2 separate regions of the Homo sapiens genome follow, and region 1 is linked to region 2. A link is a contact called in ENCODE Hi-C or POLR2A ChIA-PET data. All regions are on one chromosome and are shown on one strand. The core of a region is the stretch at or near the end of the contact, and the rest is flanking DNA. Distances in the headings are between cores, read along the strand shown.

Region 1 (5,222 bases), core at 1,549-4,048, 6.0 Mb after region 2:
AATTAAGTTCAAAGTTCTCCAAAATGTACCATACCCTGGGGATTACTCTGAACTTTGTTCATTTGTTTTCTTTTAATTCGGCTTTTTTGGTTGCCTTTCACCTACTTTTTCGCAGAGCCCTCCGCTGGGGCCTTCACTTGGGCAAACAACTATCGTAGTCGAACAGCTTTGACCTAACAATTTCCTCGTACCCAAGATGATCGCTTTTCCAGACAACTTAATAAACTTTGGCTTTAATGGATGACTGGATGCAGAATAAAATACATAAAAATAAACCTCAGCTGCTCAGCAACGACTGAAAAACCACCACCGGGCAATCCCTCCCCATGGCCACCGAGCAAAGTTCCACCGCCTCCCCTACGCCGACCGCCGGGCTCCCGGGGTCGGACAGCCCCGGGCCACTTCCGGGCCTTCCCGGAAGTCCCTGTCACTTAACAACCGAAGTAACCCGCAATGCGGAAGGGCGAGGGGATTGCGAGTCACCGAGTTTCCCGCGCGGCTTGAGGTACTGGGGAACCGGAATCCCCCACCGGCCCAATCATGTTGCTGCTGGGGTCTCTCCGGTGCCCAGCAGTGGTTGTCAGTAAGCGGGCGGCACTCCCTTCCGATACGTCTTTTCTTTTTTCATTTTTGAGACGGAGTCTCGCTGTGTCACCCAAGCTGGAGTGCAGTGGCGCGATCTCGGCTCAGTACAAACTCCGCCTCCCGGGTTCAAGCGAGTCTCCTGCCTCAGCCTCCTGAGTAGCTGGGATTACAGGCGCGAGCCACTGCGCCCGGCTAATTTTTTTTTGTATTTTTAGTAGAGACGGGGCCTCGCCATGCTGGCCAGGCTGGTCTTGAACTCCTGACCTCAAGTGATCCGCCCGCCTCGGTCTCCCAGAGTGCTGGGATTACAGGCGAGAGACACCGCGCCTGGCCCCCTTCCAACTTTCTTAACGGGAAAGGCTGCTACCATTTCTTGAGCACCTATGTGTCAGGCTCCATCAGGCACGTCACAGTCTAACCTGATAATTACACAACCCATGTCACTGACAAGGAAGCCAGGTTCGGAGGGGTTGAGGCCCGCAACCTGAGGGAGGTGACTCCGGGACACACAATTAGTCCTGCTTTGCTGAAGGAAAGATATGCAGCCCACCAGTCGGAGGCTGGAGAAGGAGCAGCAGCAGCTTAAACCTTAACCCAGAGTTATTTTTATTTTCCAGAACGTGTTAGGAACTAGTACTTAAATAATCTCAAGTCCCTGAGGGGCCAGAGATCCCACCATGCAAAATAGCAAACAGACCCAAGACTTGGGGAGAGGCGGTGAGTGCATCAGAAATGGATGGGTACATCTGATTCCCACCACGCGGGGCTCAGCTTAGTTAGCAGGAGACCTTCAGACTGAGAAAAAATGCAAGTCTTTTTTTGGCCTCTAATATCTGGGAAGGATGGAGGGAGCTCAGGAGACACAGAAAAGATGGCGTATGAATCCTGTCCGGCCTGAACGAGGCTGGAGTTGTGCCTCTGGATAGCTTCAAGCACTGATCAGATTGTCAGCCCCCGCTGCTTGAACAGATGCTTTAGAGCCTCTTCCAGTTGCCGGTTTGTTCCCTGAAGCCCCTTCACCACCTGCGCTGCCCACTCGAAGTATTCCTGGACTCGATGTTCTGACCATCCTGCATAAGAGTCGACAGAAACTTGCTAGCGTGATGTCAAGGAAAGCACTGCCTTTTCCCCACTTCCTGGCAAGCTTGGTTCAAGGCCATGAGTTCCTGATGGAATGAGCTGTCCTGAAAACTTCCCCTTGGCCCAGCTATTGTATTTTTACTGTATGAAAGAAGATCAAAGAGTGGTCCAGTAGGATTAATTTGGGAATTAAGAATGCCCAGGGTTTTTCAGGGGAACTGACCAACATGTGTCTTCAGAAGGCGGCATCCCCCTCCCTTTTCCCTTACAGCCCATACGAAAGCGTACCCTCTGGGGTGCAGCGATTCAGGTCCCTCAGATTGTACAGCTTGTCTGCCAGCTTCACCAGTTTGGCCCCGGGGCTACTGTGGGGCGCTTGCTCCACCTGCAGCCTCTTTCTCTCCAGCTTGGGCAGAGTCTTGTCATCTGTTACCTCCTCCACCAGGCGCCGCACTTGTGCCCCAAAGTGTAGCTCCACCTCATCCAGGGTGGTGTCTGTGTCCTCCACCGTGTCATGGAGCAGGGCCGCCTGGGGACAAGTTCCCACTCAGCCCTGAGATGTCAGCCAAGGGTTGCCCATTGCTGAATGGGGCCCCTAATCCCCATCCCAGGCTCCTGGCAGAGAAGGGGGAAAGTTACCTGTAACACCACAATGTCAGTGATTCCCGCCTCGTGGGTCAGGATCCGTGCCACACCTGACGGGGAGGGGCAAAGCAGGAAGTCAGGTCGGAGGTAGTCCCAAGGCGGTGTGTTGTGGGTTTTGGAGAGCCAGATGTGGCCCCTTGTGGACTCTGACTAGCTGGGTGACCTTGGTCAAGTACCTTACCCTCTGGGAGCCAACCGACAAAGGGAACGATCATGCCTACCGTTCCAATTGTTATGAGGCTTAAACGGTATATCGCACTAAGCTTGGGACAAAACAGGTGCTCAATGAGGTGCACGCCCCCCACGTTTCCTTCCCAGTCCCCACCACCCAGGTGCCGCAGCCGGCGCTCCGCGGCCGACGCGCCCACCGATGGGGTGGTTGATGTAGGGGGTCCCCTCGGGGTCCTTCCGCCGCTGCTGCCGGTGCTTGCGAGCCGCGAAGTCGGCAGCCTCCAGCAGCTGCGCCGCCTCAGAGCCCATCGCGCGGATGGGGCCGACGACTGCGGCCGCAGGGGCAGGGACGGAACGTTTACAGCGCCCCCTGGCGCCGGGGAGGCCCGGGGATCGTGGAGGCTAATTCAGCGGGCCGAGTTGGGCCTGCCCCAGATGAATTCCTCTGGAGCTGACCGGCCCGCGCAGAGAGCAAGTGATGTGGACAGCTGCCTTCAGCATCGCAGCCCCCAGCTCAGTGTGCTCTGTTGGGGGTGCAAGAAGAACATAAGCCTGGCTCTTTGGGAGCCCACAGTCTGTGGAAAAGAGGAAGACAGACAAGAAATAAGGCAGTGGCCTCACAGTGCTCTGAATCCAGGGTGGCCAAGGCTCAGGGGACTATGGGAGCGGGAAGAAAGAACAATCCCCACACCCTCAGAGTCAGAGACAGCTTCTCCCAGAAGCTCCCCCCAAGAACCATCTTCAACCTGTAAAAGCTCTGAAAATTCTCCAAGTGTTCTAAAAATAGTTCTCCCTGTAGGGATGGGCCAGGTTCTGTGGGCAGGGGAGTCTACCTTTGGACCCTCCAGGAGACCCTAGGGCCTGACCTGAAAAATCAGAGCCTTCCCTGGGAGCCCTGCCTAATTGCTTCAGACTTAGGCTCCCAGGTAGCTGTGACGTTTCTGCAGGAACTGCCTTTGTTTGTCCTCAGTGTTGCAGATGAAATTTGCCTTGTCTTCTTATGCTATGAGAGCTCCTATTTCAGTCTCTAGGCATCTTCTGTGGGCCCCTGGGGTGATGAGTGTTGTCACTGCTGTCCTGGGAGCATGATGTTGTCAGGCCTGGGTAGGCACTGGAATAACACTTAATTCTGCTGGCTGGTGGCCTTCTGGAGAAATTCCCTGCCTTAGGGGCAGCTGAGGGGTAAGAGAGACCTGGTGATCCCCATAGAACTTCTCTGTGAGAGGGGGTTCCCTATTAGCTAAGTATACTCTAATCAGACATGTAGCTTTTGTGTTCTGGCTGGTAGCTGGGGCAGATAAGGCTCAGGGGAAAGGCTAATGAAAGGAGTCACCCTTGGTTTTCAGCTAGTCTTGGTGGTTGCCACGTAGCAGAGGTTAGGGAGGGAAGCCCCACATGCTGGAACTGAGGTCTCTGGGACCTGAAATAGGAGGGTCAGAATTCCCAGAGCTTCCATGGCAGCCTGGAAGTTGGAGAATGGGTAGAAACATATTTGGCTGTAAATGCTTGTTTGTTCTTCATACTAATGGCTCAGCTGCTCTCTCATCCCTCATTCTGTCCTCTAGTCCTTTGAGCCTTCTCTCCTTCAGCAGTTTGGCAATGCAGGCCCCACGTTTTCCAACAGGAGACAGAAACCCAGTCCCTGTCATCTCTCTCTAAAAGCCTGTGATAGAGAAGCTTCAGGCTCGTATTAATGGTGCCCAAGGGCCTTGGGGCTTTGACTTTTATTTCCTTATTGTCTGCAGTCACGGCCTAGAAAGAGAGATGTTGGGGTTCCCAGGACCAGGACAGAGGTGGTAGTGAACTCTCATGGGCATCCAGAGAAGGTCAGGCCCCTTGCTGACAGGCCTATCTGTGGGGCTACTGCTGCTCTTCAGCTGGGTGACCCTTGTCCAGCCAACCTCTCTCTCAGGTACAGCACTTACCCCTGTGGCCCACCTGCCTCTGGTGCTATGGGCTATTCCTGGGAACTGGAACTGATGGGGATGGGTGGAAGGGCATCTTTTCTTCTGGTAGGGGCTGATCTCTTTTACTCTCCAGTAGGGGTGGAGTGAGCTGTGGAAAGGCCCCTCCTGCTTGTCTCTAGCACCCCCACCTCTCTCTTCAGCTCTGGTCCACCACCCTCACTTGTGCCAGACCACCCGGGATGTCCATGGCCGTCACTACCCTGGTTTCTTTTGCCCTCGTCTGTCTGATTCTCCAGAGGAAGCCTACTGCTGCCACCTGCAGGCTGCAGGGGGCTCCTGCTGCACCCGGGCTGAATTTGAGGCCCTGTACCAAGTCAATCTGTCCGCTCTTCCGCCCCCGCCCATCCTCAGGTGAGATCTCCAACCCCAGAGCCACTGGAACATCGACAGGGTGTTCCAGTATCTGGGGCTCTGTTCCTAAATTATGGGGTGGTAGGCTTGTAACTTACAGACTAGTGAAGGGACAGACCGCAACAGAAAATCATGTAGATCATGATTACAATTACAAAGGAGAAGTTCAGGGGGCTGTGCAAGCTGGTAATGGGGAGCCATCCTGAATCTGCCCATGGGTGGCTCTAGGATGAGCTCCTAAATTCGTATGCAAATGTGTGTATGTAAGACGACACTTATTTGGGGAGGGAGTCCTGAGCTTTCTCCGGACTCCCAGGGATTCTGTACCCCCCACAGAGCGCAGCAGCGAGAGCGCGGTCGGGGCCGGGATCCAGATACTTTTTCTCTCCCGCAGGGGCCCAGGCCCGCTCCTAGTGCTGGGCC
Region 2 (5,763 bases), core at 1-2,500:
CAGCCCGCTACAGGATACGTGATGGACGCCCAGAGACACCGCCCTCCAGCTGGTGGGGGAGGAGCCCCAGCCACCAAGAAGTTAAGTGACTGGCCCAGTTCACACAGCAAGCTAGTGGCTGTGTGCGTGTCCGGGGTCCTCATGGGCCCCAGGCCTGCAATGCGTACGCCCCTTCCCCTGGCTCTGCCTTTGGGGTCTCGGACGCCCGACTAGCACTTTGGTTAAAATGAGAGGAGGACGGGCGCCTGCAGCCTGCCCGGTGCTGTAGCTTTGCGGCCGCCCCGGCGCCTGTGTAATCCGAGGCGTGGCGCGCCAGGTTTTGGCCTGCGAGGGAGCGCACGTGGGCTGCGGCTTCTCGCGGACGCCCAGGCCCCACCCACCCGGGACCCGGCGCGCGGCGCCCCAGTTTGACTTTCACTACCCCCAAAGGAGGTCTTTCCACCGGCCTCTTTTCTGGGTAACAGCTCCAGGGCTCACACTTGGTGACCCCACCGAGGTCAAGTAGCCGCTAAGTTACGGAGCCGGAATTCGAATTTGGCGGTCGGGCTTCTGGTGGCCTCGGGACGGAGGTGGCTGTGTGTCCCTGGGCAAGTCTCTTTCCTTCTCTGGGTAGCCCAGTCGGGCGCCCCGCCTGTCGTCGCCGCGCATGCTCAGTTGCGGGCGGCGTCCGGAGGAGGTGGCGGGCGCCCCAGCTGCTTTGCATTGACGCCAGCACCCGCTGGAGGTCACCGCTGGGGGCTCGGCGCGGCACGCTGCCGGCAAAACCCGGCCCGGATCACGGAGCCGGAGCCGGAGCCGTACCGCCAGCAACTCCTGGGTGCGCGCAGCCGTTTCTGCGCTTCTCGACGGTGCGGCCCCAGGCCCCGCTGGAGCCGAGCTGCTCCCCTCCCTACCCTGGCGGACGTGGCCCGGCCGCTCCGAGGGGTTTCCCTCGGACCCCGCGCCTAAACCCCGGCCAGCGGGAGCGTCTAAGGCTAGCCTTGTACCCCACCGGCACTCGGCCTGGGGGGGCTTTTCCGCGAGGCGGCGGCCCAGCGGGCGGAGCGGCGTGGGTGTCCACATCTAGGCGGAGTCTGGAGCCGGGGAGGCGGCGGCGGCGGCGGCGGGAGCGGGGCCGGGCGCGGCCGGGAGCTCGCCTCCCCCGGGGGTCGTGCCGCAGCTCGGCGAGGGCAGCGTGGCTCGCGCGGCGTGGACTCAGCCGCTCCTGGGTAAGGAGAGCGCAAATCTCCTCCCCCTATTTCCCCGGAAGCGCGGCCGAGGCGAGCCCGGCGATGTGAGAGGCGGCCGTCGGCTCCTGCCTCAGGAAGGGCATGTTCGGAGGGGCGGCCTCGGCACGCCACCCGCCTAAGCGCCCCCTTCCCACCGCAGCCGCCGCCGCCGCAGCGCCCGCACCGCGATAAAAGGGGCGGCCGCGTTTCCTGACGCGAGATCCGCGCTCGCCGCCGCCCGCCCAGGCGGCGATGACACGGCGCCCGCGGCGGCCCGGAGGCGCCGGGTGGGCCGTTTGCTGACCGGATCGCGGCTACCCGCCAGCGTGTCCGCGGCGCCGCCGCCAGCATGGGCTGTGCCCCGAGCATCCACATTTCCGAGCGCCTGGTGGCCGAGGACGCGCCTAGCCCCGCGGCACCGCCGCTGTCGTCCGGCGGGCCGCGCCTCCCGCAGGGCCAGAAGACGGCCGCCTTGCCCCGGACCCGCGGCGCCGGCCTCTTGGAGTCGGAGCTTCGCGACGGCAGCGGCAAGAAGGTAAGGGGCGCCGGGCACTCTGGGGCCGCCGCGAAACTCGGGCCCGGCCAGTAAGCAACTTTCCCGCAGGGGCCGGGCGGGGTCCCCCCCACCCGGCCTCGGTGCCCTCTTGTCCCGCTTTGGATGGTTCTGATTGACGCCAGTCTCCCGCCTTGCCGGGGCAGCGTTCAGAGAAGGACCGACCCAGGTCCCGCGACCCTGATTTCCTAGGGTTGCGATTAGGACGCCGCCTGTGTCGCGGCGTCGGTTTTTTGGACACATCCGACTCCCGGAGCGGCGGGGCCCGATGTGAAGTTGACTGAGGCGCTTGCATCAATTTCCTCTCCAAGAGCGGGTGTTTGAGGGAAACCCCCAGGATATTCTGGCGCGCCCCTGCAATGTTAAATCAGTGTGAACTTTGTTCTTTTCCTGTGGTAGAAAGGGAAGGGCGACTGGCCTCACCACTCTTTTCCCTCTGTCAGCTTTGCACATGCAGTTGCAGGTTACCATTTTCTTCGGGACTGCTAGAATGTAATCTGGAACATCAGCTTTGCTTCATTGCACATGTATTTGAGGTCCACGTTTATTAGCATACATACTGTATTTAAAGCATATGTAATTAGAAAATACTGTGAAACGCGATTTTTGAAGCATTCAGCAGAACAAAGTTAATCTTTTATTAAGCCGACTTACTGGGACATTTTGTGACTGGGGTTTTTTGTTTTTTTACATTGCGTGTCTTCTCCAGCGCATGTTGCCTTGGCTTATGTTTTGTCAAAGTTTCTGGGCTTAGTCTTTGTTGAGGTTTTCTAAAGGAAAGTTAAAAAGGAAAAAGAAAAACGTGATCATTAAGGCACACAGCAGCAGCTTTCCAGTTCTCTCATTTCAGAATTTAAAGCTGGAACTCATGCGTTGGTTTATGTTTTGTTAAACCAGTAAAAGACAACAACAACAAAATTCGTGCATGGCTGCAGATTGTTGGCTGTCATCCCTCTCATCACGACCAGTTTTTGAAAGAGTAATTTGCAAAATTTGTTTGATTTTTCCTTGCTTGCTGAGAACTGCTGAACCTCCGAAGTTTGAGGGATATAGTTTGATGTACTTTCTGTCTTACATTTCTAGCAGTCGTCATGATACTTTTTCTGTACGAAAGGGGAAAGTCTTTTTCAGTGTTGCATAACAGTTGATTTCCCCACCATTCCCATACCCTAAGTGAAAATTCAACTTTGTTCTGATTATCAGAAATTGAATTCCTTCTCCTATAGATTCTTTAAAGAAACCTCTGATGGTTTAGGCTTACTAACTCAAGGTGCTCTTAATATCAGTGTTAAGCTGTGTGTTAAGCCTACTTGGCTTTAAAAAAGTGTTACACAGGTGCATATGGAAACTTTAACAGCTTTCAAGTTTTCAGTCCAAATCTAACATTTTGCAGACTAATGTGATAATTTCAGATTACCAAAGTAGCCCTTTTATAGTGAGGGGCCTTTGTGTCTTACAGGCTTTTTTTGTGGTGGATTGGGTGTCCTAAAATTCACCTAGGTGTCTTGTAAGCCTCCCCAGTGCAGCAGCAGCTTGCTCTTGTGCTATCGCAGTGCCGTTAGGTCCCTGAGTTTTTAAGTACTTACTTCAACCATTCTTCTGTATTGGCAGACCATTGTCTTGTGTTGGGGGCTCAGAAAATACTTTCATCCTTAAAGTGCCTAACCCAGTGGCATACACATAGTAGGTACTAAATAAATGTTTACTGATTTCTTAAAAAATTGTTAACTGATTGATGAAACTTTTTCAGTCATTGGAATTTGATTTCATAAAGCCTCCTATGTAGACTTCAAAATAATAGTATTTCCAGAGCAGGAGTCAAATTATAAATTATAACACCACAACCACAGAAATAATAGCCCCATACTTGTTATTCATGAACTGTACATGTTGATATCTCATTTACAGTTATTTGCATTTAGGCATGTCAGATAGTAGAGCAGAGGTAAATGTCAGCATTTTTTCTAGTCTAATATTTTTTCTTTGAAAATGAATCTTTTTAAATTTTAAGATATTAACTATGCTCTGGAAATTCATGTTAGAGAAGGCAAACTGCTAGCAATTTAGCAAAATTAAATCATAAAATTAGTTTCTTTGTATTATCTCAAGATGCAATTTAATTCATTACAAAATTTCTTATTAAAACTGTAAGTCAGCATATCTTTAAGTGAATTTCAACAAGAAATTCATTGGGGGATGCTTTTATAGTCCTACAGCATTTAGTAAATACCAGTTTATCAGTGTGGGTGGGAGATTGATAACTAATTGCATTTTTAGGTTAAGCAGTATGTACTTTGCGTTAAAGTGTATCCTGCATGTGTTCTATGGAACAATATGTGGACTGTTAGTATTGTATGAGAAAAGAGTTCCGTGGTCTGGTAAGTTTTTGGGAAATACAGGTTGAATATCCCTAATCAGAAAATGAGAAATGTTCCAAAGTCTGTTTTGAGTGCTGACATGATGCTCAAAGGAAGTGCTCAATGGAGCATTTCAGAGTTTGGATTTTCAGATTAGGGATGCTGAACTGGTAAATATAATGCAGATATTCCAAAAGCCAAAAAAAAAAAATCCAAAACACTTCTGGTCTCAAGCATTTGGGATAAGAGATATGCGGCCTATACTGGCTCAGACTAAGTTCAACAGAGTTCTTTTATGTAGGGCTTGTCAGAGAACCTAATTTCTGAAAGTAATCTGTGAGTCTCCAAGTGGTTTTTAGAGTGTGCATCATTTCCTAAACTAGTTGATTGTGGAGCCCTTTTCTTGAGGTGTATGTCAGGCAGGCCACATGTTAAGACCTGATTCTTTATGTGAGATACCAATATTCAAAGTACAAGAAATATAATTAACAGTAAAACTCAACGAATGTAATTTGCTTCTTAATGATTCCAAAGGTACTTTAGATCTTGCAATATATTAGGCTGGGTTGTCTGTATGAACTTATTTAAGTATTACTAAAAATACCCTCTGTCTGTTTATTCCTTTCGGGAGTTTAAGTTTATGTGGTTACAGATAATGAATGCTGTGTTCAGTTTGAACACTTAGAGTTTTGTTTATTTTTAATCAGTGTGAGTGAGCCTTAACTGTAACATTTTAATATTTTCTTGCCAGTCTTTGGATTTACCCCATTTCCACTTTCCCTAGCCAGGACTTGAGTTGCCCTTGAAAGATTTGCATGTAGTGTTAGAGACCCTATGCTCACCCCCTATCTTCCTTTTTGCAAACACCCACTGCACTGCTAATGATTGATGCTCCCCACACCCCAACTAATCAACTCTGTGAGATGGCAGTCATGTTTGTTTTGTTCACTGCTGTATCCCCCAGGCCTGATGCACAGTAGGCCTTCCGTAAACGTATGTTGAATTAGAGAATTTTGTGAACCAGGCTGTCAAGTTGAAAATCCACCCAGGCCAGGTAAGTAGAAATAGAAGCCAGTTTTAACCAGAGTAGAGGCTGTAAAGTTTGGATTTGGTTTTGTGGAAATCTCTGGTTATTGCTCTTCAGAGCACTGTACCCAGGGAATAATATATTTCTACCCTGTTGAGCAGAGTAGATTTCCCTGTAAAGAAAGATTAAAGAGGCTGGGCGCGGTGGCTCATGTCTATAGTCCCAGCACTTTGGGAGGCCAAGGCAGAAGGATTGCTAGAGCCCAGGAGTTTGAGACCAGCCTGGACAACATCTCAAGACTCTGTCTCTACCAAAAAATAAAAAAAATTAGCTGGGCATGGCACCGCACACCTTTAGTCCCAGATACTTGGGAGGCTGAGGTGGGAGGATCACCTGAGGTAAGAAGTTCAAGGTTGCTGTGAGCCGAGAGTGCGTCCCTGCACTCCAGCCTGGGCAACAGACAGAAACCCTATCTCAAAAATAAATAATAAATAAAAGATGTAAGGATTAGTGCAGCTAAGGTGATAGATAATAGTACAGCTGCAAGCCAACCTCTAATCGAGTGTTACTGCTGTCAGCACTCACTTAAAATCTCAGACATTCTCTAGTTGGTCCATT

What was found. Hi-C counts contacts between places; a loop is a spot of excess contacts on that map. ChIA-PET counts read pairs that join two places held with the same protein, here RNA polymerase II (POLR2A). Pooled maps may share reads with other maps.
Region 1: a loop to region 2 is called in a map with no recorded cell type, with 8 times the contacts of the local background. The contact joins the promoter of HDDC3 here to the promoter of PDE8A in region 2. A Hi-C loop is called at or near these places in 1 of 37 single-sample maps with no recorded cell type and 2 of 50 pooled maps. POLR2A ChIA-PET finds 5 or more read pairs at or near these places in 1 of 52 experiments (activated CD4-positive, alpha-beta T cell).

The regions. Positions count from the first base shown.
Region 1 is chr15:90,929,751-90,934,972 of GRCh38, forward strand. HDDC3 (HD domain containing 3) reads right to left here and starts at 2,799. Exons shown (of 4, transcript NM_001286451.2): 1 at 2,679-2,799; 2 at 2,305-2,360; 3 at 1,954-2,194; 4 at 218-1,655. The coding sequence starts at 2,790. The coding sequence ends at 1,525. It also overlaps a transcript of UNC45A not described here. RefSeq lists enhancers at 107-336, 1,967-2,196, 2,947-2,996, 4,621-4,720.
Region 2 is chr15:84,980,606-84,986,368 of GRCh38, forward strand. It overlaps PDE8A (phosphodiesterase 8A), which reads left to right and starts at 1,251. Exons shown (of 22, transcript NM_002605.3): 1 at 1,251-1,743. The coding sequence starts at 1,558. RefSeq lists silencers at 313-362, 683-1,172 and an enhancer at 900-1,432.